Regions from separate parts of the Homo sapiens genome. Here region 2 is linked to region 1. A link is a contact called in ENCODE Hi-C or POLR2A ChIA-PET data. All regions are on one chromosome and are shown on one strand. The core of a region is the stretch at or near the end of the contact, and the rest is flanking DNA. Distances in the headings are between cores, read along the strand shown. Region 1 overlaps ATXN1 (ataxin 1). Region 2 has its middle 88 kb from the start of ATXN1.

Evidence for each region. A loop is a pair of places that touch in the nucleus more often than their neighbours do. ChIA-PET counts read pairs that join two places held with the same protein, here RNA polymerase II (POLR2A). Pooled maps may share reads with other maps.
Region 2: a map with no recorded cell type shows a loop between it and region 1 (2.8-fold over the local background). The contact joins two enhancer-like sites. A Hi-C loop is called at or near these places in 1 of 37 single-sample maps with no recorded cell type and 2 of 50 pooled maps. POLR2A ChIA-PET finds 5 or more read pairs at or near these places in 1 of 52 experiments (activated CD4-positive, alpha-beta T cell).

What each region holds. Positions count from the first base shown.
Region 1 is chr6:16,508,982-16,515,725 of GRCh38, reverse strand. All of the region lies in intron 5 of ATXN1 (ataxin 1), which reads left to right. Among named protein-coding and RNA genes, the nearest start is that of ATXN1-AS1, 250 kb to the left of the region's middle. Within about 2 kb of position 3,630, at least 7 of the 41 ENCODE cell types and tissues checked have a DNase peak (open chromatin) inside an H3K27ac peak, as active enhancers do.
Region 2 is chr6:16,845,870-16,852,613 of GRCh38, reverse strand. No RefSeq gene overlaps it. Among named protein-coding and RNA genes, the nearest start is that of ATXN1, 88 kb to the right of the region's middle. Within about 2 kb of position 2,588, at least 7 of the 41 ENCODE cell types and tissues checked have a DNase peak (open chromatin) inside an H3K27ac peak, as active enhancers do.

The sequences.
Region 1 (6,744 bases), core at 2,381-4,880:
ACAGGGGCCACGCATATGCTGAGGAAAACACAGCAATCTAACATGTAAAGTAAGTGGGAAGCTCCGTGTAGGACTCAACACGGAGAATGGACAGCTCATAGAGAGAAAGGGGGAGACTGCCTTGGACAGGGAGATAGGGGTCACACCACATGTGTCAGACCAAAGAATGGGGACCCCTCAACCACATTCGCTACGTGTGTATTATGTGGTGAAGAGAAACCTGCCTGCGAGGAGGACTGAGTCCCAGCCACTGACAGATTCCCAGGACACGGTGCTTCTTGTTGGTTTGTGGTTTGGGGGTGGTAGTGGTAGGGAGGGAGGAGTGGTCACTGTGTAAATGGGCAGTGCTGTGGGGAGGGGTCCTGAACTGGGGGTTGGCAGTCACTGGAGATTTTTCAACAAGTTGGGGATGTGAAGAACCATGTTTTAGTGAGATGAGCTTTACAGCTGTGTCCATATCCCGTGAGATGGTGGAGAAAAAAGAGACTGGGGTCCCAGAGGGAAGGCAGTTGCAGGCGTAAGGAGATAAGGTTTTGAGAACTACTGTGGGCGTGTTACAAAGGGACCGATGTGGAGGACACTACAAAGAAAGAGTTGAACAAACTGAGCAACTGGGTATTAGAAACAATGAAAGGAATGGAGTCAGAGATAACCCAATTTTTGAGCCTAGGTGGCTACCGAAGGTGTCCTGTGTTGTACTTTATGGATATTATTATTATTAATTATTATTATTATTATTATTTTGAGACAGAGCCTCGCTCTGTCGCCAGGCTGGAGTGCAGTGGCGTGATCTCGGCTCACTGCAACCTCTGCCTCCCGGGTTCAAGTGATTCACCTGCCTCAGCCTCCCAAGTAGCTGGGATTACAGCCTCCCACCACCACGCCTGGCTAATTTTTTGTATTTTTAGTAGAGATGGGGTTTCACCATGTTGGCCAGGCTGGTCTCGATCTCTTGACCTCGTGATCTGCCCACCTTGGCCTCCCAAAGTGCCGTGGATATTATTTTAATAACAGTGTCATCCCATGAGATAGAGAGCCTGTGGCAGAACCCAGGGATTGCCTGGGACCCAGATATGCCCACGTGAGTATCTGAGTTGCCTTAACCCCACCTCCCTTCCTTCGAGCCCTCCCTCCCCAAGGTTTAGGATCAAATCTTAAATCAGCAGCAAAACTGCCAGGCTGAAATTTCATCTCCATCCTGGCCCTCTAGTGGAGATAAAATGGTTTGAATGTGGGCGAGAAAGTAAAACGGAATGTGTGGTTGCTGAGTCTAGCTGTTGATAAGAGAGGGTTCACCATCCACCCATGAGAACTGTCTCTCTCCTGCTGGTGTGCCTCGCTCTCAGACGCAGCCTCCCTATGGCTCTGGGACATGAGGGGTAATGTCTTGCCGGTTGGTAAAATTCTTGCAAGCTGACAGTCTTTTTTTGTTTTTCTTTTTTTTAAGCTCCACAAGGCTACTGCACATTGCGTTCTTGCTCTTTGTGATCCAACAAGAGGGAGTCAGTTTTGATTTGGGAGAAAGGAGGAAGAAAGCTGTTTGATGGGCGAGAGGAGGCATGTATTGATTGCATTCCCGTTTTGCTTTCTGGGGCTGGCTGGTCATGTCACTCTTCATAGCTGCCTGGCTCTAGTGGTAGAAGAGAGTCTAATGAGAGACGCTACGGCTGTGTGCAGCTTGCACACAGCAACTCTTCAGCTCCAAGGAATCAGAGTGAGCTCCTGAGCTCCCTGGGATTCAGAGGTGCCTCAGCCCCAAATCTTTTTCCCCTGCATTTAGGCTAGAACAGGAAAGATGCTACTGGGAGAGAAGAGAATTCCTGACATCTTGCCTTTCTTGTCTGCTTTCTGCTTGGGTCTGTGGAGCAGCCACCTCTGGGCAGAGGTGCAGGAAGTGTGACAGAACAGGAAAGCTTTAAAGTCACTGTCTCCCTCCCTCCCATGCCCTAGGCTACCCTTGCTGGTCAGAACCTCCTGCTTACTCTGGTGGACAGACACCTGAGTTGCTGCTCTTGATGAAGTTTCTCCCACTTCTTCAAACCAGCAAGGCATAGGACCCCACTTGGCTTGGAAGACACGTGACGCTCTTGATCATTTCAGTCCCTTTTACATCCCCATAATATCACCGTGGCCTGTTAGATTGATTTGTGAGTAAGATTCCTTGCAAATAGCAAGATGATCGGAAGCCTCTATCTTTTCCGGGGGAGGTGCATATTTAAACAGACAGCCTAAGCTATTTATAGATTGTAATGTATTGTGTTACAGGGAAAAGGTGGAAGTCAACAGTAATGTTCTGTTCCCCATTTCCTATAGTTTCAAGCATATTTTCTTGCTAGTCCTAGAGACTTTAAACATTTAGAATCTCCAGTGATATCTATATTCTTTTGATGTACTTTGTGTAGAAACTCAAGCACGAGCAGGCTTCAGAGTCAGCTAACCAAAGAATCTTGGGGCTTTTGATCACTTTCCATTAGCACAAACAGTGATCTCTGCCCTGTTGTATATTGTTTGAAAGGACATTTGCTGTTTAATGAAGATAAACATGTTGCTGGGTTTTTAATATGTCTTCTCAACTCAGGAGCTGAAAAATGCATACATGAGATTAGTTCTGTTGGCGTAGAAGGGATTCTGCGTGCCCCAAACATTTTCCTAGCCGTTGGCTGAACTTTTGAAATGTGCTTTGCACTGCAAGAACAGATACTGAACAGATATTTTACTTAGAAAGCCTTCTGTTTCAATGGTGATTCCCAGGGGCCACTCAACCACATCTTACTAAATAATATTTGGTCAAAAGAGAAACGTGAGTGCAAGAAGGACACATGATCACAGCCACTAACAAATTCCTAGAAAGTGCTGCTTGTTGTCATTTCTGGTTAGGAGGTGATGGTGATGGCAGGTAGAGGGTCTAAGCCATTCTCCTGTCTCTCTTTTAAAGTACATTCTTCTGTTGCTGTAGCTCCTGGCATTGGCTGTCACCCTCACTTGCAGGAGGGAGGGAATGACTGTTTGTTGCTGTTGGTGTCTGAAAATCTGTGGGCAGAACTTTTAGAAAAAGCAGACCACAGAGCCTGCTATATATTTTGTTCAGCCCATTCTATTTCTCTTCACTTTTTAACCGATTGCGACAAAAAAAGGGGCCTGCCTTCTAAACTTGTCTTTATCTTTAAAAGAGAATACCTTTTATAAATGCTTAGAACTTGGAGATGCTGTTGTTTTTATTTAGTATTTGAAAAGCTAAGTATGCTGACACTGTCCTGGGAGTGCAGGCCCCTCATTGAGAGAGAACAGTAAACACAGCAATGACTTTGCTTTTAATTTGAAATGCGTTACTCTTCTTAGAGCTGAGGGGTGATTTGAGATGTTCCTGTTTTCACATTCAGCTATTTCCTGGTTCTGTGATCATAATAAATTCCATAGCTCCAAAACATTAGAGCAAATTGTGTCTTCTGTAGGAGTTATTTACGGATACTCAAACAAATGGTGCTTTCTGAGGAAGAAGAACTGTGTATGAAAACTATGTGGTAAAGCCTTTCATATCTGCCGTGGTGGCAGAACTTCTGAGGAGCTGGCTTTGAGGGTAATGATATCTTTATCACCCTGACGCTGAATGGAGGCGGGGAGGCCTTTGTGTGTTCTGTTGCCAACTAACACCTGGCTGCCTCAGGGCATCCTGCCTGGTAATTGAACCCATGAGTATGTACAAAGATTAGAGGGACCGTTTGAGGAGAAAGATGGGGGCTGGAGAGGCAAGGTTAGTCTTGCCATTATAAGCTTAGGTGCAGAAGGAAGCCAAGCTACCTGGAAGGCCACCTCGTGGCAAAGACACCCACTAAGGCAGGGCGGTGGCCTGGGACTGACCATCAATCACTTCCCGCTCATTCTCCTCAGAACTGAGGACTGTTGTCTTCAGTCTTCCCCAGCCTCGCTTATCTTCCTCCTGCTTCCTGAAGGAAATATCCTTTTGCAATGGGTGGACTATCAACTTGAATTTTTAGCAAGCAGGCTGGAGAAGTTTTTGGAAGTTTTGGAGACATGGCTGGTCTTGAATTCCTGGGCTCAAGCAATCCTCTCACTTTGGCTTCCCAAAGTGCTAGGATTACAGGTATGAGAAGTTTTTGGAGGTTTCGGACTTGTTGCTAGGTTGATTCTGAGGGAGAAAAGACCTCTGTTATTCAGAAGGTTGTGGACTTCTGAAGAATGGAAATCGGGCACCCTGAAGGAAACATATGTCAATCCTAGTCCTGGAGCTAGCATGGCTCAAGTTTATTCCCTTAAATGTCTATTGTGTTAAAACATAAAAAGAGTTTAGATATACTTCCACATCTTTGCAGTTGTTAGCTCTCTGGACATTTATAAAGGGAAAGGAAGAGTGAAGCAGAGCCCCATTAATTCCCATGCATGGTGTCTGCTGTTTGAATCCTGGAAATCAGGATGATTTTATTCACATGTTAATGCCCTCTAGTGGCTAGTGAGGTGCCCTCTAAGCAGGACTTTCCCCAGCTTCCACCCCTTCCTCTCCCTAACTAAATTAAGCACCCACTTTACAGTAGTTGAGTATGTGTCATATCAAGTCTGTATTTTCTTACTAAGATTCATCTACCACGTGGGAAAAAAAAAATCAAAAGCTTTGTTACAGTTCAAAGAACGTAGTGCTGTTGCTACATCAAGTGAGGATAAATCTTCCATCTGTAGCAATCTGTATTATAAGTCTACTGGATGTGACAGAAAACTCTTTAAAACTTTGATGCACATATTTTCACAGCCAACCGATTTCATTAAAGTGGGAGAAGTGTACTATTGGCAAGCAGTTTTTCTGCTGACTTCCCACCCTTAAATAGACAAGCTTTATAAAAAGACAAAATCTTCCCAGATCTATTTGGTTGGCCAAGGTGACATTTGTCTTCCTCCCTCAGAAGGTTGGTAAAATTAACCTTCTGCTTTCTGTATACCTTTACTGTATTTTTATTTCTATTTATTTATTTATTTATGAGACAGGGCCTCACTCTGTCACCCAGGCTGGAGTGCAGTGGTGCACTCACAGCTCATTGCAGCCTCAACCTCCTGGGGTTCAAGCAGTCCTCCCACCTTAGCCTCCCAAGTAGCTTGGGACTACAGGTGTGTGCCACCATGCCCAGCTAATTTTTGTATTTTTGGTAGAGATGGGGTTTCACTGTGCTCCTCTGGTTGGTCTTGAACTCCTGGACTCAAGTGATTCTCCCACCTCTGCCTCCCACAGTGCTAGGTATAAGCCACTGTGCCTGGCCCTAGTTTTATATAGGTAAAGCATTAGTCACTCACAATGATCTTTGAATGAGTTATGTAAGTTATGTTTGGTTTCTCCTACTTTGTTTTCCTAGTCAGTTCAACCAGTCAAGTATGAGATGAGTGGCTGCTGTGAGCTTGATCAAGTGGGTCGGAATCCCCTGGGAATATTGTTAAAATGCAGGTTCTGATCCTGTCGGTCTGAGATAGGGCCTGAGATGCTGCTGGTCCCAGGAAGACACTTTGAGGAACAAGTTGCTAGGTGATGCAGAAGACAGAAGCCATATTTGATTTTCAAAAATCCTATGATCTGAAAAGGAACTAGGAGAAGTATACAAATAAGTATGGCATAAGACAGAAGGTGATAAACTGTATATAAAAGTAAAAACACGCTTCAGAGGGTTAAAGATAGAAGTGATCACTTCTGATTGGGAAGATCAGGCCAATTTCCACAGAGAAGGTGATTTGGGAATGGGATTTTAGTTTGCAACAGGGATTGCGGGGAGGCGTGCGAGGGCCATTGAGACCAGAGACGCAGATTCTGGAAAGTGAAGAGTACGTTCTGGAACAAGGGGCCACCCGTATGCCTGTGATGGGGAAAAGTGGGAGATAACAGTTGGGAAGGTAAGTGGAAGCCATATTGTAGACTGTCAGACAGTCTGGGATGGAAACTCTGGACTTAATTCAGGAAGCGAAGAGGAACCAGCAACAAGAGATTTTGAAACGAGAAAGAAGATTGAAACTGCAGTTTAGAAAGATTCATCTGGCATGTATATGTAGGATAGACGGGAGTGGGGAGTGACAGCCCATTCCAAGAGAAGGAGTAGTAGATAGGACAGATAGCATGATTACTCTTAGCAATGGGGAAAATAGAGACTAGATGCGATACAGAGAGAGAAGGATCAGAAGGTGTCCAGGGGCTGTCAGAGTTTCAGTCCTGAATGGCTACAGAATTACCATAAATAGGACAGTCAGAATGAGCTATCGAATGCTTTTGAATGGAAAAATGACCTGAATGAGTGCACAAATGTCACCTCCAAGAGGCCTTCCTTGTCCATCCTATCTAACATAGTATGCCGGTCTTCTTACCCTGCTTTGCTATTTTCATGACACTTTTTACTGTGACATTAAAAGGATGGCAAGAAAAACAGGGAGGCCAGGTAAGAAACCTGTAGTTGACAGGATAGAAAATGACAGTGGCTTGGGCTTGAATGGTGGCAGTGGCATCAGAGAGAGGTAGCTGGGTTCAAGATACAGCCTGATAGTATCCAGTATATTCTCGTTGTGCATCCAGTCTCAGCTGTTTGTGTCTTGCAAAACTCTGTACCCATTAGACAATAAATTCCCCCTTCCCCCTTCCCCCTCCCTCCTGGTAATCACCATTCTACTTTCTGCCTCTATGAATTTGACTGCTCTAGGGACCTCCTATGAGTAGAATCACACAGGGTTTGTCCTTTTGTGACTTTTTGTTTAGCATAATGT
Region 2 (6,744 bases), core at 1,339-3,838, 340 kb before region 1:
ACTCACTGAACCTTCAGAGGCAACTCATTCCATCTTTGGATAGCTCTGATGGTTGAGCTGGAATCCAGGTCCCTGTCACTTTTTGCCATTGTGGTCCAAGTGCTACTCACAGTTCCATACGGAAGTCCAATCACCCAGGACACTTTTTCTTTTCTGTCCCCCCTAAAAAGTCTCTTTTTCCCTGTTGTTTCTCATGGATATAGTATCTAATTCCTTATTGCCCTGTTTTCTTCTCCCTGAACACCTCCAGTTTTTCTGGCTTGAGGGTAATAACTAATAATAATGGTTATTACTAATATTCCACTAATAATCTGCCAGTTCCTCCACAAGAATATTATGATTTTGTGAGATTCTTAATGAAGCTTCAAATATAGACGGAAAACAAAGGTCAAAAATCTAGCTTATTTCCTTATCTATAAGCCTGGTTATATTGTCGATGAAAGAAATGAGTTGTGTTTGACATGATTTGTTCTTAGTGAACCAGTGCTAGCTCCTAGTGATCATTGCTGCTTCTCTTAAATAATCCATTCTAGCATCTTGGCCAGAATTCACTTTCACTTCCTTTCTGGAAATCAGAATGACACCCCAGTTTTTGAACCTTCCTTGTTCTCTGTAACTCTTTACAGATTCATAACAATGACTCAGCAATCTCTTTAACAACATTTCTCATTTTCGTCTTTTGATAAGAGATGAACCATTTGGATCCCAGAAATGAATGCAAGCTAACTTTGTGTGTCTGATGTGGATACTTCTTTCTGTGTAAACCTGAAAGAAGGTTATTTCTGAGGACTGAGAATTCTGTTTAGAGAGAGGGTGGGCTGAGACAACAGACTTCACTATCTTGAAACACCAACATCCACAACCCTCTTTATGCATAGTCCAAAAGAACATGAATTGTTTCCTAGCAGACAAGGTTCAGAGCGTGTACAGAAGAGAAAAAATCATTAGTAGGATCAGGCGGGACAGGCAGATAAATGAGGAATGAAAAGGATGACAATCGGAACCTGTGTTTTAATCCTTCCCAGGGTGCATCACTCCTAGAAAAGAGAGAGGACTTTATTAGTCTACATCTTTCTCCACTTAGGTTTGGCATGACCAGCAGCATCTCTCCTAGGAGGGAAACTACAAGTGTCTGCTGGTCTGGATTAAGATACAATAACAGGGGAAGCATATGGTCATTCACATGGTGCTTGTTCCCACACTGCGCCAAGGTTAACAAATTAATGAAAAGGAAGCACGCGACATAAATGTTGAGCCTTATTAAACATGAGATCATCACTCCCAGCTATCTTTATCTTACAAGAATCTAAATTAAAGCAATGCAACCCCTCTTCCATGCATACACAGTGAAAATCATTCTTACAATAGCAAATCATATTTTTGAGGACAAACAACAGCAGTTTTAAACTCTAAAATTGTAAGGAAAGAGTCTGTTCTAAAAGAGTTTTATTGAGATGATATGGGAAGAAGCAGTGTTATTTATTTAAGTACAGCATTGCATTTTCCTTTGTCCTTTCAACAGGTTAGTAATTACAGGAGTAGTGATTAGCCTTGACAGAGGGTACACAAAACGATAAATGGATACTGTGTGCATGGGGGGGCTCTCTGGTGCCAAGCTTATTATTTTCAGTCAGAGCTAATTATCCTTATTATACTGCATGACTCTTTTCTCGTGAATTATGAGTGGAAAAGTGCTGAATAGAGTTTTTTTCCAAAGTGCCCTGAACTGTGGAGGGAAATGAAAATTACAAACAATGAAAAGCTTGTTAGACAATGAGAGCGATCATCTATAAAGGGATTCTGAAGGAACTTCCCTTTTCCTGCGCTATAGAAATGTAAAGTGCTTATCAGAAAATGATCAGGGTTTTGTTTTTGTTTTGTTTTTGCGTTTAGTTTTTTTTTTTTTTTTTTTTTGCCACACGGATGATGGGAGGAAAAGAGTTAGACTCAGCTCAGCCTGGGGCAGTAGCAAAGCAGCAGGAAGAAAGATGGAAAGTCTTACTTAAATCTTTGTACAGGATCAGTAAATTATGGAGGGTGGGGGGCAGATGGAGGGTGGAGGGCAGGGGGAAATTGTGTTTAGACACAGGGGCAGAAGGAATTTGTGGTTGCTGATTCATGCAATTAGATCCCCACGGCCAGACCCTTCAGTGTAAGGAAAGATAGGATCCTGCCTGGCCCAAATGCCACCTGAGAACCGACCTGAGAAGAGACACTTCAGTTTGAAATCCAGTTACCACTCAATCCTTTATCTGTCTCTTTTTTCCCTTCTCTATTGCCCCCCTCCCATTATAGTGATGCATATGAACAAAATTCCACAGATGGTGCATGCTTTTATGAGCTCAGTCCTGAAATTTGGTTCGAAATTTCCCCAGTGTCCTCTGTGCTTCTCTCTTTGCAACAGATGCACTTAAATGTTAGCAATTTATTTGCGGCCTGTGCTCCAGCCAGAGCTGGAGAGACAGGGCTGTTGTACAAAGAGTAGCACAGCCACTAACACAGCACGAGGTTCCCTGACCGCAACTGCTGGGGCTGCGGGAGGAGGCCTCTGTTTCTGTGGGCACAGCCAGTCAGTCACAGGAAAACCAAACTTTATCTTCCCCTCCTTCCAGCTCAAGTCTGGTCCCTGAATAAGACGTTAAATCCAGCGATTGCCGAAGAAGGGCTTTCCTTTCTTTAGCCTATCATGCCTAGTATTCTCCACACGCCAGCATCTCATTCTCAATTTTTACCAGTTAGCCGGCTTCTGGGATTCGGAAGGCTGGAATATAGAATTTCATGAGAGTTCAGGAACAGGCAGATTCTTTTTAAGGACACCAGGGCTCTGTAAGGTGACACCCTCTAAGAATACAGCCTTGGTTCCAGGGTAACGAGTGAGTCAACCCTTTTATTTAGTATGTCAACAGTGAAATGCTCATTTAGTTGGACTAAAATATTCTTGAACAGAAAGTTATGGGCTCCCTGTGTGGGTTTGGAAATGTCAGCCCAGATAAGCAGGCAATTAATGAGAGTGCAATTGTTATCTTCCTCTAACGCAAGCATCACCGATGAGATTAAGAGGTGACATGTGATTGCCCAAATAGGGGCGTGCACTAGTAAAACATAATTAAGGAAGGAAGTACATCCTGGAGAAGCAACTTGAGTTGCTTAGTGAGGATGACATCTTCTTTATGCTTGTAATATCGTTACATAGGTGAGATCACCACAGGCCAAATTGCCCAGATCCTATCCACAATCCAATGGTATTAGGAAACTTGTTATTTTAACCTGTGATTCACACTTTTTCATCCTCAATACAGGCTAATCTTGTCACTCTTCTTAATAGTTTTTGTTCCTTTTCCACAAGATTCTTTTCATTAAGATGAAGAGATTCCAATGTCCCTAAGTCTGAGTGTTTTTATTATCGTTATTTCTTGCTAATTAGTTAAATTTGAAGTTCCTTAAACCATTGCACCAGAGTATGACAAACAGCCTTTCAGCAAGGGACTAAGCTGGTACCCAGTTTCTACACACATACCAACGGGGTCATGATGTCCACCCAGCATATTTGGATCAATCATTCTGGTGAAAATTACTTCCCAGCTAATTTCATGGACTATTTTTGATGTGATCATTCACCTTTTTCTTTTGGAGGGGGTGGAGAGGAGGGAGCGGAACTGTAGTCTAGAGAGTGGGGAGCAGCGTAGTCTCTGCTGTCTGACCACCAGCGCTGCAATTTTGATCCATGTTTCCCATATGACCTAAGCAAGTTACTTACAGCTTCTTATCTACTATTCCCTTATCTACAAAGTGGGCAGTAACATGATTTATTTCAAAGGGGTTAGATTTGAAAATTTATAAGAAGCTTAGCACAGTTCCTGGCATTCAGTAAACACTCAACAAATTTTATTGTGGTTATTTTTATTATTTTATCGGCATCATGGTCATTTAAAATAAGGTGGCATGCATTTATATAATAATGCTAATGTTATACTCCCATATTGTAAAAAAGACAATAATGCACTCAGGTATAGTCATCATCATTTGCAAAATGTTAGGTAGAGAGGATCCTGATGAAATAAGCTTCAAACAAAGAATGATTTTTTTAAAAAACCCAGATCTGATTCTGATCATATCACTGATCTGCTTAAACCCTTCAATGGGTTAAGCACTGCTCATAGGATAAAGCCCAAATTTCAAAACACGACTTTGCAAGGCCCTTTGTGACCATGTCTTGCTCACCTTTCTTACCTCAAAACAGATCGCTAAGCATGGGCTTTCATCTGCCTAGAGTATTCCTCCCTCCTCTCTACCCATAACTAATGTCTACACATCCTTCAGGATCTGACTTCCATGCAACTTCTCCCTTGAAATCTTCCCAGTTTCTGCACACCTGAGTTGGCTGTCCCTCTGGCCTGATACTATAGCATCGTGTGTTAGTTTTGTTGTTATTGTTGTTGTTGTTTTTCTGTCAAAGAATGCTTTGGAATTGCCATTGTTCTTGTCCCTCGCTAGCCCAAGAGACCCTTGAGGATAGGGATGGTGAGTGCCGAGTTCACCACAGTTGCACAGTGCTTGTACGTATGGGTGATTCATTTACATAACAAATTTTAGTGAGTCTCTACATATGCATTGCTCAATCCTCCATCCTTCCTCAAGTGAGCTGCACAGCTCAAATGGATTCACAATTTAAAATTAGACTTAGCCTCATGCAAATACATAGCTCAGTACTCATTCCGGCTTGTTCTATTACTGTATGTGAGTGGGAAATTCTAGGTGGAGGTCGAGGTTCAGGACATTTGCCAATAACTTCACCAAGTCAGCCTTTACTTTCACCACAAAATGTCTTTGTAGCGGGGAGCTAATGAAAGGCAACCTGCTGAAGGTGGGTAGGAGACTTCCATGCTGCACTGGCATAGCAAGCACGCTGCTTATTCATTCATTTGGGATGGTTTGGAAGGAGAACAAAGCCCCTCCCACCAAGCTACCATGATGCTTCCCATCAGGCAATGCTGCCGCCAACGCCCTTCTCATTTCCCAATTAAATGTGGAAAGCCAGCTTCCTGGAAATTCCAAAACACAGGGACAAAGAAACTAGATGTCTGTCCATATTTTGCAAGGCAATCCTGGCAGATGGAGCAGCTCCTCGATAAACTTTTACACCTGAAATTCAGATTTTCTGATGAAGGGTATAAGGCTTTGTGTTATTTGTTGACAGTTATGAGCCACAATCATATTTAAATCTCCCTGCAAACTGTATCTGTTATGCCAAAATAGCTCTGGTTAGGTTTACAGCCTGGGTAGAAGAGTAGCTCCTGACGTTATTAGATGTGTAAACCACTGAAATGTAGTGCTTAGGGACTTATGTGCATGGAAATACACAGGTTTTGTTAAGTATATTCCTCAGCTCTAAAAAGGAGAGGGACCAATTTTGTTTGTGCTGTTAGCATATTGTTTGCTTGGCTAAAGTCAGGTTGCCATCAACTGAGGGGATAAGGCATGAGTCAATGGCTAAGAAAACTTAAAAAGGCTTAGATATGGCTGCTTTTAGCTTTCTGAATGGCTGGTGCCCAGCTAAAATAACAGATGCATTAATACTTCCCCAGTGTTACACAAATGCTAAAGGCAGTGGAAAGCTGACCTTCTCATGCTTCTTAACAGTTTTAGTCCAATTATGACCCTACGATGCAAATGCTAAGGCCTGCTAGTGGCTTCTTACTATAATTATTTTGCTATTGTCGTCAAAGCTGTCACAAAATCAGTGAATGAAAGCAGGTGCTCTTTTTCTAAGAATGTGAGCAATCTGCTTATTTCTCCAATAGGCCAGATTAATTATATTAGCTTGATGCAAACATAATTGTAGTTTTTGCCACTACTCTTAATTGCAACAACTGCAATAACTTTTGCACCAACCTAATATTAGTGTGTCAACACAATCATGCTAAGGACATGAATAAAATGCATGCATATGGAGAAAATGTATTTATCTACAGAACTGTAGACTTCTGCCCTAGGGAAAAAATGGTCCGATGTCCATGTTTTAAATTTTTTTATCTCCAATCTGTCAACGGCAATGATTACATCATTACAGTGAAAATGCTGTTCACTTTCAGACTTAGGCAAGACAGGGAGCCATACACATCCCAAAATACCTCCATCAGGGAGCACCCTTCAGAAAACACCCCTTGTTTTGCTCTGTTTTAATTGAGCAATAGCCTTTTACATGAAGTTCTAGATTTTTTTTTTTTCAGATTTTGCATTAAATAAAATAAATCGACCTGAGATTTTCAGTTTTATCTTGGCATTTTTTCCCCAGTGATTTTTTTTTTTTTTGGAGATGGAGTCTGGCTCTGTTGCCCAGGTTGGAGTGCAGTGGTGTGATTTCGGCTCACTGCAAGCTCTGCCTCCCAGGTTCACACCAGTCTCCTGCCTCAGCCTCCCTAGTATCTGGAACTACAGGCACCTGCCACCACGCCCAGCTAATTTTTTGTATTTTTAGTAGAGACGGGGTTTCGCCATGTTAGCCAGAATGGTCTCAATCTCCTGACCTCGTGATCCGCCCACCTGGATGACAGCCTCAGTTATTTATGGCTGTTGACCTAGGTATGTGTGATGTGGGGATGGAAGATTGTTTGGCTTCTCTGTATGTATTGCACTAAAACCATAATGAATAAACTATAAGTTAAATTAGAAACATTTTAAACTCTAATTAATTAAAAAATTAATTCACAAAAATCAAATTACCTTCCCAAAGTGTATTTTTTA